Regions from separate parts of the Homo sapiens genome. Here regions 1 and 3 are each linked to region 2. Evidence: read pairs that join two places in POLR2A ChIA-PET (ENCODE). Cell type or tissue: A673. All regions are shown on one strand. Region 1 overlaps LOC107984625 (a long non-coding RNA gene). Region 2 overlaps DIAPH3 (diaphanous related formin 3). Region 3 overlaps DIAPH3 (diaphanous related formin 3).

Region 1 (2,500 bases), 210 kb before region 2:
GCTGGTTGTATATACAGTCATACATCACTTGACTAGGGGTGTAGGTTCTGAGAAATGAATCATTAGGTGATTTTGTCATTGTGTGAACATTACAGAGTGTACTTACACAAGCCTAAACGATATGGCCTACTATATACCTAGGCTATATGGCATAGCCTATTGTTCCTAGGCTACAAACCTGTACAGCATGTACTGTACTGAATACCGTAGGCAATTGTACACAATGGTATTTGCATATCTAAAGATATCTAAATATAAAAAACATACAATAAAATACAGTTATCTTATGGGACCATCACTATATATGTGGCCTGTCATTGACCAAAACGTCATTATGCAGTGTCTGACTATATTCACATTTTAGCCCATGTAGGGCTCATGTAGCAACACAGTTGTACCCCTGAGAGCCCCAAAGAGAGAAACTTCTACCTAACCCAATCTCATAGAGACAGCAAATTTTTTTTTCCTTCTAGAAAACAAATAGTTTCCATCATAAATGGACCATAATCCCTGGAAGTATTACCGTATCTTCATTCACACTATTTGATGAGCCAAAGGAAGGTATTGTGTAGGCTATCACCAGCTCCCACTGGGGGACTCAGCCAGCTGTAATATCTAAACACAACTACCGTTCACAGTGTCCTTCTGTCTATTCAAAAACATGTATCTGGCACCTACCATATGCTGGCTACTTTGCTATCAACCGTCAGTGTTTTATGTTTTACAAATATATCCAAGCACTAAAAATCATTTGGCCAGTGTAAAAATTTTAGACCTATGTTTTAATATGTATATGACTTGTCACTTAGTCAAATGAGTGCTCTGATGTGTAATTTGAACAGGGGAAGTATGCCTTTTAGAATCAGAGGACACTCAACCTTTGAAACCAGTTGTTTTTTTCTCTCTCTTCCTTGTCTGTCCTTCCCCCAAATCTATCTTCAGGTCACCTTCTCTCATCCCCTACACACAAGCACACACTTAATCATAAACAAATCTGTAGTGTAGCTACTCACATGGCTACTTCATCATTAAAATCTATTACTTCACAGCACCTTATGGTGATAATAGGATTTTCCCCCCTCACCCTTTGATTAATACTTGTTCAACATCTCTCACACATGCCTACCCAAGAAACTCTTTCCAGGGGAGGAAACAAAATTACACCCTCTTTAACAATGATCCAGCAGAGAAAATGAGATTGCCCAACACATTATAACTTCCATTCAGCAAAGCCACATGTTCCCTCTTGAGAAAGGATGTAAAATGAGCTGCCAGCTAAAAACTCCTAAAGAATGTCACAATTACAACTTTTCACTGGTGCTCCCAGTGACAGTACTTCTGACCTAAGACAACTGAGACACACAGATTTACTCCTAAGTCTGCTCATTAGCCTAATGAGGATGGAGTCAGGCAAAGAGTTAATTTGACTAATTTAATCAACATGCCCTTCAATGTATCTACTGGGAGAACACCAAAGTGATGGAGACAAACACAGAAACACACAGAGGAAAGGGGATTTACTGAGCTGTACTTGTGATTAGGCAGAGTCACAGTTTGAAAACATAATGGAATCAAAGCTGGAAAGAACCTTAATGATTGCTTAAGCCAATCACATCATTTTATAAGGTCTAGGGAGGTTAAAAAATCATTATAAATATAAGATGTATTGTAAAATGAGTAATAAATGAGAAAACATTTATAAATCGTAAACTGCTACTATGTATGCACATTAAATTGTTTCCCCAAAACAACATAGAATTTAAACAGTAGATACATTGTTATGTATTTTCATAAAACAAATATTATACATAAGTTTCTTCTCCTCCTCCCCCCAAACCTCTGATTCTTTAGCTATGTTAACACACTTCAGTAACTCACCTGATACAGATAAATTTAAAGTTATTATTTTAAAAAATTATTCAAACTTTTTCTGCACTTGTAGACTCTAGAAAAATAAAGCATTGATGGGTGTTATTTGAGGATGAATACAAATTTTAGTTTTACCAAAATTAAGGATTTTTAGTTAATACTTAGTGTGAATGATTTATGTTTTTGATAAATGGTTTTCGATTTCTTAGAAATTCCACCTTAAAAAGAGTAACATAAAATATCTATTTAATATTGGCAGTACTTCTGACAGCATGCCTTGATCTTACAATTAGAGATTACGGCACAATTACCCCTCAGATTCAGTAATTCTAAGAGAGTTGATTGAGGGTTTTTCTGGACAATGGTATGTCATTTGCATTGATTATTTCATTATATTAATTTTCTCATCACTTTTCCTTTTTTTTCATTTGAGCACTATTAAGGAAGTTTTTTTCAACTGGCTCAAGCCTAAGGGGATATAAAAGAAAATGAATGGGGTATTTCCTGTTAAAGACAAGCAAGCAAGCAAGGAAGGAAGGTAGGTAGGAAGCAAGGAAGGAAGGAAGGAAGGAAGGAAGGGAGGGAGGGAGGGAGGGCAGAAGGAAGGAAGGAAGAGAAAGAAAAAGGAAGA
Region 2 (2,500 bases):
AATAAAATTATAAAATATTAAAACTTAATGAGCACAGTCTCAATTAGGAAATTGAAAATCTGCTCATTAAACTTGCAGATGATACTTAGTTGGGCAGGGGTTAAATGCTTTAGAAGAAATAGAATTTAAAATGACCTTGATAGATTAGAGAAACGGTTCATCAAAAACAGGATGAAGTTCAATTAAGAGAAGAACAAAATGGTATACTCAAGAACCAAAAACATACCACACTGATTAAAAAAAGAGAATGAGTGGCTAGGCACATGGATGGAAAAAAAGCCACAGATGAAACAATCTGTTACTTGTTGGCAAAAGGGGCTATTTTTTATCTTTACCTATCAGTGGCTTACAATTTTGTTTTGCACACTGAAATCACAAAGAGAGTTTCAAAAAAATACAGTGCCCAGACCCCATCTTAGACCAATTAAATCAGAATGTGTGGAGCTAAGGCTCCATATTGGAGCCATTAGAAAAACTCTCTAGGTATTTCTAATGTGGCCAAGGTTCAGAATACATATGAATATAGAGGATAATATACAGGATATGACATAGAATTAATCATATCCTGTACAGCCATATAATGAGCCTTATAAAAATAATAGCTATTATTATGATCAGACACTGAAATATATGGCTCACAAAGACTAATAAAAAATATGATATTAATCAATGATGATTCCAAATACTCAAAACAGATAAAGGTGATCCAGATCTTGTGGTTCTCAAAGTGTGGTTCTTGTATGAGTAGCACTTGGGAATTGAGAAATGCAAATTCTCATGCCTACCATAAACCTACTGAATTAGTAACTCTGGGTTGAGCCCAGAAACCTGTATTTTGACAAGACCACAGGTAATTCTGGTGCATGCTGAAATTTGAGAACCAAGGCTATAAGCTAAGAAGCCAACTTTCTTTTCTTATAGCATCTGTTTTCTCTTATAATTACATAATTATTATGTGTCTCCTTTTGTAAGCCATTTCAAATTCTTCCTAGAAATAAGTAGGGTATATAAACATAAACTTTAAAAAAGTTATAATCTACTAATACCTTCACTATTGAAATACCTTTTCTTAAATAGATACATGTGGTAAATTTAGTAAAAAGGAAGGAAGGAAGGAAGGAAGGAAGGAAGGAAAGAAGGAAGGAAGGAAGGAAGGAAAGAAGGAAGGAAGGAAGGAGGGAAGGAAGGCAGGCAGGCAGGCAGGTAGTCAGGCAGGCAGGGAGGGAGGGAGGGAGGGAGGGAGGAAGGGAGAGAGGGAGGGAAATCTGCTAAAGTTGCTGTTAAAATAGCCTGGAAGAGAACTTAATTCATTGGATGGCATCATGTAGACTAAGGTTAGTCACAGTTAGTTTTACAGATCCATTAAGCTGCTACCTCATTACCCAAAAACCTTGGGGAAGGAGGTGTGAACCCATCTGAGGTTCCAGCTATTTCTTGCCACTGGGATTTAGGTCTGTCTCTGATTTTCATTCACCTATTTCCAACCCATTACTCCAGTACATCAGAGTTAATAGTATTTATTATCAGTAATGATAAAAACATACAAATAAAACCTACTCAATGGCAGCATTGAAAAATCATCACAAACAGTAATAATAATTTATCCTAATAGAGAAAAAAGAAAGAGGAAATAATAATATTGAAGTTTCTGATTTTTCCTTAAGGATGACATAGTTTGCTAAGAAATACTGAGAAGGTTCTCCCTCCTACTCCGTTTCTGGTTCCTTTGCCCCCTTAATTTTATCAGTTACAAATAAAGGATGAAAATATATGCAATTTCACAGCTAAAGAAAAATGCAAAACAATAAGACACCATTTTGTCGATAGTAAAAATTCTGAGACACATCCAGTGTTATTGAGAATTAGATGAACGGACATGTCCATAGGCTGCTGGTAGGAGTATAATTTAGTATAATCTCTTCACTCCACCCAGACCAGTGAGGCAATATGTATAAAAAGATTCAAAATTGTTCATATCTGTTGCATTATCCTGAAGAAACAGTGCTATATATAATGGTAAAAAAAAATTGAAAAACATAAAAGCCAAACCCTACCTAGGAAAGCTAGTTATTATGGGTCATCCTTTTTTTTTTTTTTTTTTTTTTTTTTGAGATGGAGTCTTGCTCTGTCACCCAGGCTGGAGTGCAATGGCGCAATCTCGGCTCACTGCAAGCTCCGCCTCCCAGGTTCACGCCATTCTCCTGCCTCAGCCTCCCGAGTAGCTGGGACTACAGGCGCCCGCCACCACGCCCGGCTAATTTTTTGTATTTTTAGTAGAGATGGGGTTTCACCGTGTTAGCTAGGTTGGTCTCGATCTCCTGACCTCGTGATCCGCCCACCTCGGCCTCCCAAAGTGCTGGGATTACAGGCGTGAGCCACCGCGCCCGGCCTATTATGGGTCATCTTTACTACACAGCCATGTCATGCAGCCACTGAAACACTGTTAAAAGAGTACATGCTACAAGGACAATATTCATAACACAAGTGGCAGTTTGACATG
Region 3 (2,500 bases), 340 kb after region 2:
GCCAACACTCATCACCTGGGGCATGGGTGCACCAGCCTGGTAAAAAGGAGCTGGGAGGGGGTACTAAAAGTACCTACTATACCATCTGAAAATAATTTACTTGATATTAAAATAAGACTTCTTTCAAATTGAAAGAATAAATATAGAAACAAATTGAACAGAATAAATTGAACAGAATAAATATAGAAACACATATAGCTGACCTTAAAAAAAAAGGCAATATAAACTATTGTGTATTAACTCCTCCTTCCATTCAAACACAGGTCAGTAAAACATGCTGCTTTACTGTGCTACCACACTACATAGGTACAAAATGACACTGCAGACACAGATTGTAAAACGGCTCTAAAATGGCTGTTTACCTCAATATATCAGTATGCTGATATATGTACGTATCTCATTAAATATCTATTATAGGTAAAATACTGAACAGGAAATACAAAGTAAACATAAATACATAAGGCTCAGTGAGTAATCTGAATGAGGTTAAAATTTCCATGGATATATGAAATAAATCTCTACCCTTTAAATGGAAAAATCTTATCAACTGGCTATTGGGCTGAATATATCACACTCAAAAACATCATTTGCCAAGTCACCTATTCAAAATTTTAATCTCTCTGAAGAGCATATTATTGTTTTTGATGTTAAAGTTCTATTAAAAAGTTCTATTAATATGTTAGTAATATACATTATGAATTATCTCATTCATAGTACTCCTTAATATACAGATGCTCAACTTACAATGGGGTTATGTCCCAAAAAAGCCATTAAAAATTGAAATGCAGAAATGCATTTAATACACCTAACCTACTGCATGTCACAGCTCAGCCTAGCCTCCCTTAAACATCCTCAGAACACTTACATTGGCCTACAGTTGGACAAAATAATCTAACACAAATGCTATTTTATAATAACATTTTGAATACACAGATGCACATTTTGTAGACATGGTGGGATGCGAAAACACAAAGCACAATATCCAAAAAATGCTGGGGACACAGTACAGTCAGTTGTTCAGCCTAATGATTGCATGGCTGACAGGGGAGCTGCAGCTCTCAGTTGCTGCCCCACGTCACAAGAGAGTGTCAAACTGCATATAGCTAGCCCAGGAAAAAGATCAAAATTCAAAGTACAGTCTCTACCGAATGCATGTTGCTTTCACCACTGTAAAGTCGAAAAATCGTTAAATCGAACCACTATATGTTGGGGACCACTCTCGGCTTGCCAGGGGAAACCGAGTTGCAACAGCAAAAAAAATAGTTTCCCTTTGGCCAATTACTTTCTAATTAAAATCTATATCTAAACAGAATCACTGTGCTGATCTGACTAGCACTAGGAACAGATTTCAGAAGTACAATACTTGGAAAGCTTTTTTTTTCATTCAATACGTGGGAACACAGCTATGTCATCCAAAAAGACTAGAATTAAAAAGACCAAATTAATGTGGTACCAGAAAGTAAGAGAAGGAAGGAAGGAAGGAAGGAAGGAAGGAAGGAAGGAAGGAAGGAAGGAAGGAAGGAAGGAAGGAAAGTCAAAAGGACATGAGCCAAACTGAAAGAGCTGTTAAGTGGCCAAAACTAGAACAATTTGAAAAATAAAATGATAGTATTAGATTATAACCTAAAAAGCAAAATAAATTGAGGAGATACTTTAAGACTGTGCAGATATCCTTTTTCTCCTTAATTATAGAGGGGAAATACTAACTTTACAAGGGAAGAAGCTGGCAGATGCCACCTTAACAAAGTTGTCCAGGCTAACACCACAAATAATAGGACATATTGATATTTCAAACCTCCAGCTATGATATAATGAGAAGGCTGATCACCTCTGTGGTATTTATCCCAAAATAGATCTCAATCTAATCACAAGGAAAAAAAAAGTCAGGCAAACCCAAATTGAGAGCACCCTACAAAATAACTAACCATAACTTTTCAAAAGTATCAAGCTCATAAAAGATAAGGAACTGTCATTGACTGGAAGAGACATGACAAATAAATGCAAGATGTGATCCTGGATTAGATCCTGGAAGAAAAAAAAGACATGGGTGGGAAAGCTGGCAAAATCTGAAGCAAGTCTGTAGTTTAGTTAGCAATATCGTCTCAGTATTCAATTCTTAGTTTTAATAATTGTACTAATGTTATATAAGATGTAAACATTAGAGGTAGTTTGGTGAAAGGTATACAAGAATTCTCTATACTATTTTTGCAATTCTTCTATAAGTCTAAAATTATTTCAAAATAAAGAGTTATTTTAAAAGACTAAATTGAAATATTTTAATAGAACTTTTTATAAATAACTTGGGGTAAAAAAAGAAAAACAGAACATCATTATTAAAAAAAAAAAGAAGTTTTTTTATATCCCCTAAATAAAAAGAAGAGGTTTGTAGAATATTCGGCTATAGTAAATACACACTGAATTGAGGGAGGAAAGGAGACTAAGGAAACCACAATCAAGACAAATCCAAGGGTCCTGAGAGGAAGGGTTAAGTAGGTCAGAC

What was found. Peaks named below come from ENCODE experiments on the same cell type or tissue, not always from the same donor. Only the 100,000 strongest peaks of a DNase experiment are listed, where the experiment ranks them.
Region 1: POLR2A ChIA-PET joins it to region 2 with 14 read pairs; 2 of 35 experiments call an interaction of 5 or more read pairs at or near these places.
Region 3: POLR2A ChIA-PET joins it to region 2 with 21 read pairs; 2 of 35 experiments call an interaction of 5 or more read pairs at or near these places.

Annotation. Positions count from the first base shown.
Region 1 is chr13:59,541,255-59,543,754 of GRCh38, forward strand. All of the region lies in intron 1 of LOC107984625 (a long non-coding RNA gene), which reads right to left. Among named protein-coding and RNA genes, the nearest start is that of DIAPH3-AS1, 470 kb to the right of the region's middle. In A673, no CTCF peak of the experiment used is centred here; DNase peaks (open chromatin) are centred at 1,267, 1,837 and 2,347; H3K4me3 peaks cover 791 bases; H3K27ac peaks cover 2,397 bases.
Region 2 is chr13:59,755,310-59,757,809 of GRCh38, forward strand. All of the region lies in intron 27 of DIAPH3 (diaphanous related formin 3), which reads right to left. Among named protein-coding and RNA genes, the nearest start is that of DIAPH3-AS1, 260 kb to the right of the region's middle. In A673, no CTCF peak of the experiment used is centred here; DNase peaks (open chromatin) are centred at 512, 832 and 1,262; H3K27ac peaks cover 1,858 bases.
Region 3 is chr13:60,098,443-60,100,942 of GRCh38, forward strand. The region is part of intron 3 of DIAPH3 (diaphanous related formin 3); the gene reads right to left. Among named protein-coding and RNA genes, the nearest start is that of DIAPH3-AS2, 45 kb to the right of the region's middle. In A673, no CTCF peak of the experiment used is centred here; DNase peaks (open chromatin) are centred at 1,399 and 1,779; H3K27ac peaks cover 2,500 bases.